Linked DNA regions of Mus musculus: region 2 is linked to region 1. The links are chromatin loops, found by intact Hi-C in ENCODE. Cell type or tissue: left cerebral cortex. All regions are shown on one strand. Each heading gives the region's core, and the rest is flanking DNA. Links, peaks and the distances in the headings are about the cores only.

Region 1 (8,504 bases), core at 102-8,101:
CCGACCGGCGTGTACTGAGGGCTCCTCTGGTGGCCTTGTGACTTTGATTCCGGCAGAAGACAACACGGCATTCCAGTCCTCAGATACGCTCAGACATGCAAGGGTCCTCCACGGGGCCCACCATAGTTTGAGCCTCAGCACCTGGCGGGGTAACATTGTTCTATAACACTCCCTAAACAGCTAGGCCACCACCTCACCACCCCCACCCCCCAAAAAACCCCACCCAACCAACCAACCAACCAGAGGACAAAGCTGGAACTTGTTGGCAGGTGAGATGGCCAGGGGATTCCTAATAGGTGTGTTAGGAGGGATGATGGCAGGGTTGTAAGAATGAACAATTAGACCTTTTTTCATCTTCACAACTGCGAGGAAGATGGTAACTTGGAATTATTAGTTTGGGGTTTTAATGGTCATGTCATTGTCTCCATTTTACACATGAAGAAATGGTCTCAACAAAGGTAAGTTACACTCCAGAGGCTGTTTAGCTGATGAACATTGGGACCAGGATCTGTCTCCAGAGCCCGGGGTGGGGATAGGGGTGGGTGTGGGGGCTCAGGGGTGCTGAGTAAGCGATGGTGCTCCTGCTAGTGAGGCTGCTTTACAGAAGCCACCTGGAATCTGGGCTCAGTCCCTTCTAGAACCATCCCCATCGCTCTATCAGCTGAGACCAGAGTGGCAGATCCCAGATCCCCAGTACTCCCCAGGAGCCCTAGTTGGCTGTTTGCAGCCAGTTCACTTTCACCTATCCTAGGCTGGCCCAGATTTACATCTTTGTGCCTCCAGCCAACGGCCCGGAATGGACAAAGATGTGTCATGGGCTCTGAAGAAAGCTGGCCTGGCAGGGGTGTCCACTAAAGTGAGAGGACCAGAGGACACATGTGCTTGGCTGTGTGAACTTGGGTCTCTGGTCCCTCAGAGCCATACTCCCCAGGGCTTACTGACTCCCTGAACTGGTGCCCTCAGCGAGGTCCTCAACCCCCACACTACCCATTCTAACATGCTGAGGTTTAGATCTTGGTACCCTAAGCACAGCCAACATTTAGGCAAATATGTAGGTTAAAATCCAAACAGGCAATAAGCTCTTTAGAGCTGTGTTGCAGCTGCCTCTTTTTTTGTTGGTTTTTTTTTGTTTGTTTGTTTGTTTTGTTTTTTTGAGATGGTTTTTCTGTGTATCCCTGGCCATCCTAGAACTCACTCCATAGACCAAGCTGGCCTTGAACTCAGAGATCCATGTACCGCTACATTCCAAGTGCTGGTATAAAAGGCTACCTAGGCCACTGCCACCACCCGACTTCCCTCCTCCTAAGAAACTAACCTCCACATCGTTGGGCTTTTCCTAGACTGTTCCTTTCCTGCTCACTGCAGCCAGATAGACCCAGTTCTTGCACTGGTTACAGAATCAATGTTCTCTGCACCTTGGACTCTGGTTTCTCACCCATATTAGGAGAAAGTGATAGCCTGGCCCATCTTGCCCAAGCACTGTGAATGTTTCCCATGGAGGGAGGGGAGAAGGGAGGGAGGGAGGGAGGGAGAGAGAGAGAGAGAGAGAGAGAGAGAGAGAGAGAGAGAGAGAGAGAGAGAGAGAGAGAGAGAGAGCCTTCCTAGCCCACTCTAACATGGGCTGAGGGACAGGATGCCACAGCAGGTTCCAGAAGGGCCCTTCTATGCAGTCTGGTTTCTCAGCAAGCCAGGGAAGTGGGGAGGACACAGAGACAAGAGAGGAACACCTGGCTTTGAAATAAGCCCCAGAAAGACTTTAGCCATTAAAGAAATGCACATTAAAACCACTTTAAGCCGGGCGTGGTGGCACACGCCTTTAATCCCAGCACTCGGGAGGCAGAGGCAGGCAGATTTCTGAGTTCGAGGCCAGCCTGGTCTACAGAGTGAGTTCCAGGGCTACACAGAGAAACCCTGTCTCGAAAATCAAAAAAAACAAAAACAACAAAAAAAAAACAAACCAGTTTAAGATTTCATCTCATGCCAACAGAATGGCTTTCAAGAACACTAATAACAACTAGTAACAAAATGGTAGCTAACGTGGGGGAGGGGAACCTTTGTCCACTGTAGCCACTCTGGAAATCAGGCTGGAGGAGTCTCAAAAACAAGTACCACTCCTGGGCATGGACCCAAAGGACTCTAGTTCCTGTGACAGGGATAACAGCTCTTGTTCATTACTGCCCTATTCACAGTGGCTAAGAAATGGAAGCAACTAATGAGTGATCAGGGTTTGTACATACACGGTGGACTACTGCTCAGCTCTAAAGAAAACTGAAATGTGCAAGGAAATGGATGGGATTGGAGAAAATTATTTTAAGTAAGGTAATCCAGGCCCAAATGCACAAATGCCTTATGATCTCATATGAGGACCATAGTGTTAACTGTTTGGTACCGTTTGAGGCATGTGGACTGTGCATGTGAATTACGGTGATGTGAGGTAAGGATTGCCTTAAGGCAAGGCATATAGTAGAACATAAAAAGAAGGGGGCAGCATGGGTAGAAAGGTTTAGGCGGGGAAGGAGGCCTTGAGATTGGAGAGATGAGGATGGGGGATGGGCAGAGGATTAACTTCATCAAGTACTAAGAAGCCATTTGAAGAACAAGGTACACAGCAGCAGCTTGAACGTTGATAGAATGACCAAGTGCCGTCTGCATGGATTCTAGCCCCTCTCCAAGGATAGGACCAGTGCCTGGTGGCCTAGCCAACCACCCAAGTCTGGGGAGGAGTATTCTCATGATTACCTAAACTGAATTATTAGTAACTTTAGCCTTCCGAGTACCAGAGCCGAGATCAATAGACAGAGGTGTCACTGCTCAGCCTGAATCAGAAACCCCTCCTGACAGCAGTGAATAAAGATTCATGGCTGCCCAGGATGGGGAACGTGAGTGACAGGAGTGGGCCCAGCCCTAAGTAAGTCGTATACCACCCCCTCTAAGGCTCTGGGAATGTTGTGCAAGAGAGGGCCGGAAGGTACTGTGCCCCAGACTCGTAAAACTGTTGTAACATTAGCTCACATCAGCTGCTGTTACCTGCACTGGGCCCACACAAGGTCAACGTCATGAGCTTCATTCAGCCTTCTTACCTCTAAACCCTCCCTGTTGGTAGATCCCTAAGAGTGTGGTGGACTCTCTGAGTCCTCCAGTCATTCACTAACAGATAGCTTCAAACCCACGATCACACGGATGGCCCTGGCTAATCTTAATGGATCGCACAACAAAATGAACAGATAGGAACACTGGAGGGATATTTGTGGGGAAGGGAGGGTGGGTGGAAGATGAGAGTGATCAGTCTGCAAAGGGTGGGTGTGCGAACCTATAAAAATAAACTTTGGATTTGTTTAGAGTCATAGGACTTTCCCCATGGTTGGCAGAAAGAAAGGCAACGTGTCTCACGGGTGGAAGTAGGGCTCCACCATAAGCAGGAAAAAAAAAAAAAAAAAAAGCCCAGTTGGTCTTAAAAAGCAACCCTTCTGCTTCAAGAATGCACCAAATGGATTAATGGTGATGCCAGTTACATGGTGACCTGTGTTCAGAACAGGACTTTATTGGCTAGTTGGGAGATAAGTCGTCAGTTTTACACACACACAGTCATAAAGCCATTATCAACTCACCCGGTGGAGCTTCCTTGTCTTTATCTGAGAACTTGAAACTGGGGAAGAGCAGCGCCAGCTCTCTGTTGGCGTCCTCTCTGTCCCGGCTTCCATGCACAGCATTAAAAGGCATTTCTGTGCCGTACTGAGCCCGGAGACTGGTTGGTACAATGTAAAAGAAACAATTGTTTCACTTGAAGAGAAATGCATTGCTCTCTGGCAGCAGGACCACCAGCTACCAGACTGCTTTGCTCTTTGTAGAGAACTGGAGAGTATCAGCCGTGCCAGCACCTGCTGCCCAGGGGTGTTAAACAGAGTCTGGCAACGTTTCTGCCCAGAGAGAGACTACAACTCCCACTGTTGTTGGGTCACAGCTGAGCTCTAGCACCTTGCCTCTCGTGCAGCAATATGACTGATCTTGATAAGAACCCTAATCCTGGTCGAGCTAGGTTAGGACCTATGTGCTGAGCGCCGCTCTAAATGCCTCTGTGCTGCCTGCGGGTGGATAGTCCCACTTCACAGCCTAGGGAACTGAACTGAACTGAACGGAAACGGAGGAGGGACTTGACCCATTAGCTGGTAACCTAAGGTCTGAGCCATCTGCCGCTTTGCTTAGCCCAGTTGCTTCAGTTAGACGCTCTTGTCCCTTAGGACTGCAAAGTACTTTAAGGTTTGTTTGTTTGTTTGTTTTCTGTTTGTTTTTTCTGTTTGTTTTGTTTTTGTTTTTTGCTAAGTTCTTTCCTGTTGTCTGACCATGGCTCTCTGTCAGCTTCAAAAGCCAAGGCCCGTGGATTTGGTACAGTGGACTCCAAGCTAGCTGCTCACTGGGTCATAGAGCAGGCTGAGCAGGTCTAGGTAGGTGTGCTGAACAGGAAGCTGACTCCAGATAGCACTGGCTGTGGTAGCTGAAGTCCACAGGGCAGGCGGTACTGCTGCCTTTGACTTGGAAGGTCCCTGAGATCTGTGACTGAGCCTAACTCAGCAGCAGCCTTTAGAAATCTGGGAGGGGTGGGGTGGGGTAGGATCCCATGTCGGGGAGTCTCAGAAACTCAGACAGTAAGAAGATGTCAAAAACTTCCCAGATATATAGAAAGGCGCCCCCTGGCTACCAGAGCTGACAGCATCACCCACGATTCTGAACCAAACACCAAATGAAGCTTGAGGTGGCTGAAAGGACTACAGCTGATGTCACCTTTCGGGATGTTCCCTCCTGGCCACATTGGGGTCACAAGGTCCCAGGAAGGTTCGCCAAGCGGTGACTACATCCTCGGTGCCCTCGGTCTTGGTGAGAATCAGGAGGTGGCTGGGTCCGCTGCACATGTGATGTACTAGCCTCTCAAATGCCTCCTAGGCACAGGGAAGGAAACAGTGACCTGGGGCAGGAACTACTGAGACCTGAAGCAGGCCAGCGCAACCAGACTACCCATGTGCTGGAAGGGAGGGTTAGTAAGCAGCCTTGTGAGCTTGTAGACACTCAGCCGTGACCTGGCCACCTCAGCCTGCTGTTGATGATGACCAGTCACACTCCAGGACCCCAGGAAGATGAACTGTGGTGGAGCATGAGTTAGGTTGGGTAGTGGCATGCTAAAAGAATGGTGTTTGGATATGTAATACATGGGTATTGGGTCTCCAAGGGTACAGTGTAGACTGCGGCCCTTCTCCTTCAATACCAGTGCTCCTCTGGAAAAGATCCCCTCCTTCATTTCCCTTGTTCCTCATTTCACAACCGTGATGCTTAGCAACTATCACACCTCTGACCTAGGAAGTGGGGCTGTGACCTATAACAGCCCTCAGCCCTACTCCCCAAGCCCGCAAATCATAAGCAGAAGCAAGCAGAGAAAGCAAGATTAAGTGGCAGGCGGCGACGTCTTGAGCGGTTTGCCTAAGGCTTTGGCGTCTGTGGGCCCTAGACTTTCCTTGGTCCCCCTTCTCACCAAGCATCCTTGTTAACCTTTCTCATTCTCTGTCATCGGCTCTGGGAGTTACGGAGCATCCTTCTAATAAACATCTTTATTCCGTTGCTGACTGTTAAAATAGTTTCCTTGCAGCCACGATACTTGAGCAGTACAGGCTCCGATCGTATTCTGAGCTGCAAATCCATTACCCACCCACCTGCCGTTCATGTTCTTGTTCTTCATGTTTATTCCCCCGAGAGGCTATCAACCTATCACCAGAGTGTCGGAGGAGGAGAGAGGATGAGATGGACCAATAGAAGCAGATGAGCTGACCTCTCTGGCTCTGTGTTGATAGAACGCTTGCATTTCTGCCTCTGTCAGGGTTCTCTCTTCTTTTAATAGTATGTCAAATCCTGCTTCCTGGATCTGCAGAATATATGTAATATACATTATACACACACACACACACACACACACACACATATATACACACACATATATACATATATACATGCACACGTACATATACATATAAGTGTGCATTCCTCAGATGTAACTCAAGGCCACACTTGCAGTGATCTTAATGAAAAGAGAAAAGCAATGCAGGTCCTTAGCACCCTCAGCAGCCCCCCACTCAGATCTAACAGTGTTGTAACCCTTGAACAGAATCTGAGTTAGAACTCATCAGAAGCCTTCTTCCCTCAATGCATCCCAGAGCCTGCTGCCCCCATCCCTGTGCATCTACCGCAGGGGACCTGAGAACAGTTACTCAAGGTACGTCATGCGCCTCCCACCTTCATGATGATTTCCTCAGCCTTCCCATGGGCCACTGCATCTGGCTTAATGATGCCCAATGTACAGGTCTTTCCTGATGACGCTGAAATTAACCAGGGGAGCGCTGTCAGATGGCTGGGAAGCCATTGGCAGGGACAGTATTGTTTCAGTGCCAGCTGAAACATTGCTCCATTGCAGCAAGTACCAGGGACAGGCTTGGGCTCCAGGTCTCCATAGACTCAGACTCTAGGGAATGGCACCAATCTGGCACCAGAGCACAGCCAGGAACCCCAGCCTGACTTGGGTGGGCAAAGTCTGACTCTCTGAACTCTGGTCTGGGGACACACGGGGGTGGACATTTCCAAAAGACTCTTCAGAAGCAAACTTGGAATGGCTGAACGAGCTGCCTGGAGATGGGTGAGCAAGGGACACAGGAGCAGAGGACACAAGGGCCAGCCACCCTCAGGCTTTCCTGTCCCCCTCTTGTGGCTCTCGGCTTTAACTGCTGCCTGTCTGGTTTTCTTCTTGTTCTCATGACTCCTTTGCTTTTGCCAAATAAATTTATAGGCATGGATATTTTTTCCTACCTGTATGCCTGTGCACCATGGCCATACAGTACCCACGGAGGCCCAAGAAGGCATTGAATTCCCTGTGTCTGAAGTTACAGACGTGAGCTGCCTTGTGAGTGCCGGAGTAGAAACCGAGTCCTCTGGAAGAGCAGCCAGTGTTCCTAACCGCTGAGCCGCTCTCCAGGCCCCTTCCAGTTTTTCACCTTTTTTGTGTGTGTGACAGAAAAGGTTGCCCCGCGCTCTGCATCTGAACTTTGTGCTTCTCGGCTACTAGATTCCAGCTTCAAACCCCTCTGTCCCTCTTCAGGTTTCCTGAGAGGTCAGCCAGAACAGTGTGAGCCTTTGTTGTTGTTGTTGTTGTTGTTGTTGTTGTTGTTGTTGTTGTTTTGTTTCAGTTTTAGCTTTAGTTTTGACATCGCTTGGGGTCAGCCTTGGTGACCCGGGGCCACCTAGGTCCGAGCTATGGGAATTCTGTAAGCGACAATTTGTGTGGTCCAGGAGCCCATTTCTGTTGCGTTCCTATTGACATGAACTTGCCCTTGGTAACTTACCGGCATCTTCTACAGAATCACCATTTCCCACCACCTATTTTCTATTTATAGGTGTATGCTATCCATTAGACAAGTGTCGCCTAGGGACCCTCGGTCCCCATCCTGTGGCCCTGTTGGGAGGTAGCTGACAGGCAGGTTGTGGCACTCTTGCTCCTTTGCTTCCTGGCTGTGAGATCCTTGCTCCACTGTATGTCCCTGCCTAGAGCCTTTACCACAGGCTCTAAAGCATCTGGACCAACTGGTCTTGGGCAGAAGCCCCCAGAACTCTGAGCAAAGGAAACATCTTGCCAATATAAGATGATTATCCCAAGTGTCTTGAATGGCGACAGAAAGCTGACTTGCACAGTGTACGTCACCCTAAGCAACAGCCTGTGTATTTTTCTATGGCCACCATTTCTGATAGGCTGGGGACACTTGATGTTAAGGCGCTCCTACGACTGACTCTGGGTTGAAGTGGTGGGCTCATGAGATCACCTAAAGGGTAGAGGAAGAGGAGACAAGGCCCTTGTGGGCCTCTTCCCCCAGCCTCAGCTCAAAGTGGGAAACCCAGGAAAAGAGGCCAGAGAAAGAGAAAGATGTTATCTCAGAAGCCAGACAGAGGGGGCTTGAACTGTAGCTCAGAGGTTGAGACACTGGCCTAGCAAGTATGAGGGCCTAGGTTCCATCTCCCAATACATGCATACACACACACACACACACATGGCTAAGGGGGCATAGAGAAGAAAGGCACATGGGCACAATGAATAGCAACCTTTTCTGATTCAAGAGACTATGGTGACCACTTTCTGATTCAAGAGACTGTGGTTGGGGCTGGAGAGCTGACCCAGTGGTTAAGAGCACTGACTGCTCTTTCAGAGATCCTGGGTTCAATTCCCAGAAACCACATGGTGGCTCACAACCATCTGAAATGGGATCCTATGCCCTCTTCTGGTGTGTCTGAAGAAAGCAACATTGTATTCATATACATAAAATAAATAAATAAATCTTTAAAAAAACAAACAAAAAAGGAGACTGTGGACTTTGGCAGCAGGGAGGGCCTCTCATGAGCACCCATTGAGGAGCAATGGGTTCAGGGCCAGGCCACAGCAGGTCAGCAGGAATGGAGGTGAGGGGCGGCCCAAGACATGG
Region 2 (8,504 bases), core at 109-8,108, 180 kb before region 1:
TAAAATTGCACATACCTGGCCCCTCCCAAGTCAACCCCATCCATACTGTTGGGACCTACGTAAAACATTAAGGACTAGATAAAATGTTAAGGCCTAGGTAACAGTTATCTGGCTAGCCTGCCATTATAAGGAAACTTTCTCATACGGTTCTGCTGTTACAAGGAAACTTTCTAACGCCAAGAGTGATTGGATGTTCTGTTATGCTCTGTGCCCTTGGAAACCAACCATGATAGAAGTCAGGAGAACTGTTTTGTATAGTTGCCCACAATAAGCTTGGACCCAAACCAACCACAGCAGTGATTCCTGTACCTATGTAGAAGTTTTTATGGTGTTTGACTTTATAAGCTGACCCTGAGATGGACCCCAACACAAGACAGACAACTGCACCACTATAAACACTACTTGGAATAAGACTTCCATTTTAAGTAGTGGTCAAATAAAGTTTAAGTTCCCCAGAACCTCCCTGAGAACTGACATCCTACTTGGCAGAAAGAGACATGCACATAGGTCACTGACATCCTGGTTGGCAAGGTAAGATATGGATGTTAGACAAGACCCATCTTCTTAGACAAGTTAAGACATGAATATTAGACAAGGCAGGTCCCCTGCCTCAGTTGAATACCCGACCATCAGAAACAGGGTGAATGTGAAACAGAGACGTGTTCCTGAGGGAATCCCGTGTCCCTAAATCCTGGCTGGTGAAATAACTTGGCACAGATGCTTGTGGATTTGGGGCTTAAAAACCCTGTGGAATCTTAACTCAATGTCATGGTTCAGTCCCCAAATCTGGACCATGGCCCTGGTCCACCAGGCCTGGGGTGTATGCTCAATAAACTATCTCTGTCTGACTGAGACTGGTGTTTGAGTGGTTTGTGAGGCAATTCCTGGACCACAAGATATATATATATATATATATATATATATATATATATATATATATGAAGGGTCCTGGAATCTATATATTCCTGTGCACAGATGATCCTGATGGAGGTGTCATATACCATACTTCAAGAAATATTGGTCCGTGGGTAGGAAAACGAGTAGTTATAATAAAACGTGCTAACTGCTACAGAGGGCGAGGACATGGAAATGGGGGTAGGGTAGGGGTGGGGTTCCAGGATTTGTTCTTCAGGGCCTGTAGGGTAGTGGTTCTCAGCCTTCCTAGTGCTACGACCTTTTAATATGGCTTCTTATGTTGTGATGACGCCCCCAACCATAAAATTATTTTGTTGCTAATTTAAAACCATAATTTTGCTACTGTTGTGGATTGTAATTTAAATATCTGTTAGGATATCTGATATGCCACCCAGGGGGGTCAGGACACGACCCACAGGTTGAGAACTGCTTCTGTAGGGGCTCCAGTACCCTGAGCGCTTTGATTCACTTACCACAAGTTATTGATTTTAGGAAAATCACCTCAGCCACCTCAACCGAGGCTGGACAAATGTCTGTCACCTCAGAAAGAGCAGAGATGACAAACCAAAGACACAATCTCACCCCAGCTTGGCTCGGTGAGCCAATAGTTTAATTGGGGTAACATAGAGGAGGATGGGTAACCAACAGAGAGCTACACCACCCAAGAAGGGGCTCCCTCCTCACAGCTACTGCTAACCGCTTAGAACTCTTCAGGCAGGGGCAGGGTCTCTGAAAGTTAGCGGGCTCTAGCTGAGCAGGTCTCCTGTGCATAATCCCAGCCACTGAGTGTTCAAGACAGCAAGGACCATGTTATGCTGTCATGGTTTGAATACGCTTGGCCCAGAGAGGGGCACTATTTGGAGGTGTGGCCCTGTTGGAGTAGGTGTGGCCTTGTTGGAGTAGCTGTGTCACTGTGGGCGTGGGCTTTTAAGACCCTCATCCTAACAGCCTGGAAGTCAGTCTTCCACTAGCATCCTTCAAATGAAGATGCAGAACTCTCAGTTCCTCCTGCGCCATGCCTGCCTGGATGCTGCCGGGCTCCCACCTTGATGATACTGGACTGAACCTCTTAACCTGTAAGCCAGCCCCAATTAAATGCTGTCCTTTATAAGACTTGCCTTGGTCATGGTCTCTGCTTACAGCAGTAAAACCCTAACTAAGACATGTGCCAAGAGGACAGCAACCCATTACTGTTGAGTGCTCAGGACCTGGACAAACTCATCCTGTCTCCTCCAAGGAGCGTATGGGCAGACATGGTGACTCTCAAGCTGGCGACACATCAAAGCCACCCAAGCTAATTACACCCAAATTAGTGATAATGAGTCAGAAACCTTAATTTTTATTTCAAAAACTCCCTGGCCTTGCTTCCAAACATCATCGGCCAGTAATTTGTAAGGTATGAAAATTCTCTGAGTTTTTCACTCCAAACCTTCTGTAGCAGCAGGTGAGGCCCTGAAATCTGTGGTTGGACAAGAGCTGACCAAGCCCCCCTCCTCAGGTGACTCTCAGTAAGTATACAATGAGATGCACACCTCAACCCAGGCCGCACACTGCTACTGCCTGAAAAGCTTTAAAGGCCGCCGAGGTCCAGAGCCTATCTGCACAAGCTCTGCAGGGGGTGGGGGTAGCACAATCCTCCACCCAGTTAGCTGCAAGATCCCAACATGGGTCTTAACACGCAGAAAGTTTCAGTCATTTGAGGCAGGAATCAGAATGCTCGGGAGACTACATGGGAATAGACTGCTGGGTCCTGTCCTCCAAAATTCTACTTCCATTTGTCTGTGCTGTGGTTGGGAGAATTTGCCAATTTACATTTCTAATGCCATGCTTGTTACCTGCTGTCCTGGGACCTAAAGGGACACAGCACACTGTACCAGGCAGATGACAGGTCTACCAAAGCCATAGGGACTCACCCACTCATCTCAATGTCTTTCTAGCTAGAACTTGGAGAGTTTCCTTCAGGCCACATGACAGGCTTGTGACTTTAGGTTCCCCATGATCTACCTACAGCTATTTCGCAGCGACAGTAGAACAAGACCATTTGAAAGATGAGATCTCCACAGCGGCTCCGAACAGCACTAGGTTGGCAGGTACAAGGGGCAGGCAAGAGTCAGAAGCCCTGCAGGCACTGGCTCCGCCTCCTATAGCCTGTGGCTCAGTGACGCTGCAGACCTTTAAACAAGACACCTGGTGCACACAAGGTGCAGAAGAAATATTTACCTTGTGTCCTTAGTTCCTTACACCACAGTTTCACGTGTCCAGATTACAGTTACAGAGAAACTAAAGGAGCTGGAGAGACGGCTTAGCAGTCTGCTCTTCCAGAGGTCCTGAGTTCAATCCCCTGCCACCACATGGTGGCTCACAAATACCTATAGTGTGATCTGATACCCTCTTCTGGCATGTAGGTGTACATTCAGATAGAGCACTCATATACACTAACTAATACATTAAATACATAAATAAATTGGAGAGAGAGAGAGAGAGAGAGAGAGAGAGAGAGAGAGAGAGAGAGTGAGAGTACAGCCTATCTGCTTTCTTCACTGACAGGAAAAGAGAGACCCACCTTCTTCAGAAGAGTCCTCCTCTGTGGCCACAGCCTTTGGCATCTCTTGGACTTCTGAGAAGACAGGAACAATTAGTGGCACCAGAACCCTGCAGCCCACCCCCGACACAAGAAAGGTTTAGTAAGTATCCAGGGGTGAGTGCTGGCCTGTAAGGACCTGCCCTCCACAGATTCATCTTTACCAGAGGGGCAGAAGGGGAAAAGATCACAAACACAGACATTGGAGGCAGAAAGATCCGGTTCACATCTCAGCTCTGCCACACACATCCCCCAGTAGCTGTGCGGGAGCTGAGACGTCCCTGAACCTCACTCAGTGTCTGTTTCCTTATGTGGAAAATAGAGGAATAACAATCACCCCAAGTTAAACACAGAGTAATACAAAGACGGGCCTGAAGAACTTGGCCCAGCACAGTTGTCATTAATGGCATGCTACAGACATGGTGACTCAAAAAGACTAAAGGGCCCAGTCTCATCAACACCATACCCACGACTCTCACCCCCTCCATCCCACTGGACCAAATCAAACCGGGTATGAATCTCTGGGAGCTGATGGGAGGCCTTCAGCAAAAATACCCTCTTTCCCATAGGCCCTGTGCCTTGCCCAGGTCAAGAGCCTGTCACCACACTGCATGTCCCATGGACTGCTAACACCACTTCTACCCATAAGTCACCTGGGCAGCGGAAGAGAAAGAGCCCAGGACACCCCCAAAGACTGATACTAAGCTCCCACGACAGACTTACCCTCCACCTTCCTGAGGGACAAAGTCTGGATCTGCAAAAGGCAGGATAGAGCAGGTTACAGCCAGCAGAGGACATTGGAGGGACTCTGTTCTGCTCTGAGCAGGAGATCTGCCCAGAATAGGGAAGAAAGGGCAGCCATTGTTGCCATGCCATCCACTAAAGGCTCACTACCCAGCCCCATGCTCATGTCATCTCCCACTGCATATGTGGAAAGACTCAAGGAAGAGTGGTACTCAGCAGTCCTGGATGACAGCCTGCTCAGCTCTCTCAGGAATGAGAGACCAGAAGGACTGTCTTCAGAGAGCCATTCCTTCAGGGCAGGAGGCCACAGAAACAGAGTGGAACAGCTGGTATGGAGATGAAATTGATGTAAGACAGTCAGGAGAAGGTAGAAATTCTAACCAGGGATGCAGACACCTGAGCTGAGGGCTCCTGGGAGCACAGAGGCCACACAGCATCCCTGCCTGGAGACCTGACCCAGGCACTCCCTAATCTGCTCAACACACCTTTCCCAACAAGGGCCTCCTCTTTCCTCTTTCACAGGTTGCAGACTGAGCAGTCTTGTGCAAGCTGACCTCAGACCACAGTTAGCAGCTGTCCATCCGTGTTTGGATGGAGCGCTCTGAACTAGCAAAGGGTCAAATGTTAGCAGCCAACTGTTTTTGGTTTTCTTGGTTTGTCTGTTTGTTTTGCCACGTGGAACCAATAAGAAACAAGCTGGCTTCTGAATAAAAGAAACACTTTCAGAAGAGAGCTGCAATACAGGAAAACTCTGTCCATCGTCACATCCTGGTCCCTTTTATTCCCAAACTCTGCTGCTCCCCAGCTATGGGGCTATGAAGCACCATTCACTTATACGGTGTGTCCTCTCTTCTGCGTCAGCTTGGGTTTCTATCACCATGTACTGGTGTCGAAGTTCTCATCTAATATCAATTCCCAACTGTTTCTCCTTACCTATCTCTACTGCAGAGACAACAAAACCGACTATGAGGGGCTGGAGAGAGGAAGTAGCAGCTAAGAGCACTCGCTGTTCTTACCCATATTCAGTTCCCAGCAGCCTCTAGTCACAACCTTCTCTAATCCCAGTTCGAGGGGAACGCCACAGCCTCTTCCAACCTCCAAGGGCACCAAGCACACACATGGTACAATACTTGTATGCAGGGAGAATGCCCATTCACACAGAATAAAATCTTTTTTTTTTTAATGAAGAACCCTTTTTTAAAAAGTATACTCTTTCCCCGTGTCTTAGCTAGGGTTTTCTAGGGCTGTGATAAAACACCATAGCCAAAAAGCAAGGTGAGGAGAAAAGAGTTCATTTGGCTTATACTTCCGTATCAAAGTCCATCGTTAGAGGAAGTCAGGACAGGAACTCAAGCAGGGCTGGAACCTGGAGTCAGGAGCTGATGCAGAGGCCATGGATGGGTGTTGCTTACCGTCTTGCTCCCCCTGGCTTGCTCAACCTGCTTTCTTACAGATCCCAGGACCACCAGCCCAGTGATGGCACCATCCATAATGGTCTAGGCCCTCCCCCATTGATCACTTACTGAGAAAATGTCTTACAGCTGGATCTCCTGGAGACATTTCCTCAACTAAGGTTCCCTTCTCTCTAATGACTCTAGCGTGTGTCAAGTTGACACACAAAACCAGCCAGTATACCCAGTTTCTTTAAAGTTATATTTGCTCACCAACACAGCTTTGACCAATCATATGTCTCCAATGTCTTGAGCTAATGCAGAGAGCTCAGAGGATGGAGGCCCCTGCTGCCCAAGCCCGGTGACCTGGATTAGATTCCTGAATCCACACAAAGGTAGAAAGACAAATGAACCCCACAGACTTGCCCTAAGAGCTCTCTGTGTGCTGTGGTGTGCACGTGCTCACACACACCTGAAATAAATTATTATTTTTGAAGTGTTTGGGGAAGAGGCCTTTTCATCAACTTCTTCCATCAAATATGTTATGACATTTGGGGCTGTGATGCTATCTTGTAACTGTAACTACAACAGCTGAATGTAAAGTTGAAATCAGAGTCTGAGTTCTCAGTGGTACCAATCTGGTGCTAACCACAACCAGCCAGTGTTGCCTCTTTGGGTCTATGATGAACATAAACCACTAATACTTTATTCTGTTATCGTGAGCCAGCAACTTCCACTTCCAAGCAATAGATCTGAAGGATCTAGTTCCAGGGTTAACTAGAGGTGGCTTACAGAAGCAAAGAGGCCAGTGTTTGCAGGTACTAGGGGACAAGAGTAGTGTTATATAGCAGTTTCCTCCCAGACTAAAACATTCCATCTTGCAGTAAACTCCTTAAGCAGGAAGGTAACCAACTCAAAAGAGCTTCAGGAAGTCCCTGAAACCGACCAGATTCACTAGGCCCCTCCCTGCCAGAATAAGGAATAAAAGCTGAGAGTAGCACTCTCAGGAAGCTAAGCTACAAAGAAGACTCTGACAAGCTATACTTCAAGAAGGCTCTGAGACCAACTGAGCTGCCTACAAGAAGTAGAACCCTGGTGAGCCGCCTGGAAGAAGCCTAGACCGACGGAGTCTCTTGGAGAGGACACTCCCTAGCCTGCTGAGCTGCCTGCAGGCAGTGCAGTGTGCTCCAGGTTCCCAGCTTTTGTGAGCTGTCACCCATGCTGGGGCAGGCTTTGGTGATACAGGTATCACATTTATACTCTCATAAGTAACTCCTTAGCCATACTCCTGTAAGTAACCCCAGTAAAACTCACTGGTTCACCAAGTTGGGCTTTGGTGGTATCTGTACTTTGGTCTGTCATGGTTCCCCATCTGGGGTAAGTAGATCTGCATGATGTGTCTCCCAGGAAAAGTTCTGTCACGTGACAGGTGGATACAGTGACTGACAGAATGTGGCTAGGGAGCAGAAAAGTGTAACTAACAAGAGGCATGAGGACAGGAGGAAGGAGAGAGACAGTGACAGTAACTCCAGGGTTATGTGGAGAACAGGAACCTGAGGCCGCAGGTGGGGCTCAGAGGGCATAGAGACACCTTTCCCACAACCCTGGCCCTCCAGAGGGGAGCTGAGTACAGGCTGGTTGGGAAAATTACCAAGAACAGGTGAAGAGCCATGGCACCCAGCTTTAGGAGACACTTGGACAGCCAGCAACTTCTTTCTTACTGGCTTAATAGAAAACCTCCTCAGAAGCCGTTCCTTTATGGAGAGGGGGTGGGTTAAGCAGTTACATCTGTGAATGCACAGATAAGGAGCACGGCTCTGTGTCCCACCAGCCTCGCAAGAGTCCAGTGTCATCACTGTGCAGACCTAAACAAGCCTGTTTCATCCGCCATTAAATCCATGGTTCTCAAACCTGCGGGTCATGACCCCCATGGGGAGGGTCACATATTCCATATCCGGCTCGTCAGATATTTGCATTACAATGCATAATAATAGCAAAATGACAGATATGAAGTAGCAACAAGGTAAATGTTATGGTTGGGAGAATCACCACAACATGAGGAACTGTATTAAAGGGTCGCAGCATTAGGAAGGTCGGTAACCACTGCACTAAACAAAGGTCAAGAGAAAATAGTACCTATCTTGAAGGGTAGTTTGAGGTTTAAATGACGTAACACACAAACTGCCAGCCTGGGGCCAGGCGTCCTGTGTGGCCTCTGGTGCTAGAATGAGCTGTTTGCCACAGCCCACTTGGAAACCGTGCTACTCCAGCCTGGAGGGAGGTGGCTACAGCCTTTAACTTCTCTTCACTCCCCTTCAGGAGCCTAATGGCATCAGCTGCATGAGCCCCGAAGGAGCCAAAGCCATCCTCACAGAGAAGAGGCCTGGCAGTTGCAGGCGCCGACTAGGGAAAGGAAGGACCTACCGTCTCCTCCTGGGACTCGATAAGCCTGGCTTGTTCTTGAAGCTGGGCACGGAGGGCATTGATATGGCGCTGAGACTGGGCAGCTGCTTTCTTCTGGTCCTGAGACAGGGACACGTGGAGCCTCTCATTCTCCTCCTGCAGCTGGTGGGCACAGGGAGATTGGTCAGTGAGATGTCTGCTATAGACCCAAGGAACCCAAGGGCCCCAAGGGCCCCAAGGGAGAAGGGCAGTCCCTACAGCCAAGTGCTCCTGGTGGACCTCTCCTGAGACAAGACTGGATCTTTAAACTGTGCAGGTGGATTTTTTATTTTAAAAAATTATTTATTATGTATACAGTATTCTGCATGCATGCCAGAAGAGGGCATCAGATTCCAGTATAGATGGTTGTGAGCCACCATGTGGTTGCTCGGAATTGAACTCAGGACCTCTGGAGGAACAGCCAGCGCTCT

The links. Hi-C counts contacts between places; a loop is a spot of excess contacts. Peaks named below come from ENCODE experiments on the same cell type or tissue, not always from the same donor. Only the 100,000 strongest peaks of a DNase experiment are listed, where the experiment ranks them.
Region 2: it touches region 1 in a loop (2.4-fold over the local background); 11 of 42 quality-filtered maps call a loop at or near these places.

The regions. Positions count from the first base shown.
Region 1 is chr9:99,466,031-99,474,534 of GRCm38, reverse strand. It overlaps Nme9 (NME/NM23 family member 9), which reads right to left. Exons shown (of 10, transcript NM_001165957.1): 5 at 6,277-6,359; 6 at 5,816-5,908; 7 at 4,780-4,934; 8 at 3,605-3,745. It overlaps 1600029I14Rik (RIKEN cDNA 1600029I14 gene), which reads right to left and starts at 4,114. Exons shown (of 2, transcript NR_028123.1): 1 at 3,609-4,114; 2 at 1-141. In left cerebral cortex, for the core only: a CTCF peak has its summit at 4,695; no DNase peak of the experiment used is centred there.
Region 2 is chr9:99,650,606-99,659,109 of GRCm38, reverse strand. Dzip1l (DAZ interacting protein 1-like) reads right to left here. Exons shown (of 16, transcript NM_028258.4): 8 at 8,056-8,196; 9 at 4,220-4,250; 10 at 3,479-3,532. Among named protein-coding and RNA genes, the nearest start is that of Dzip1l, 25 kb to the right of the region's middle. In left cerebral cortex, for the core only: no CTCF peak of the experiment used is centred there; no DNase peak of the experiment used is centred there.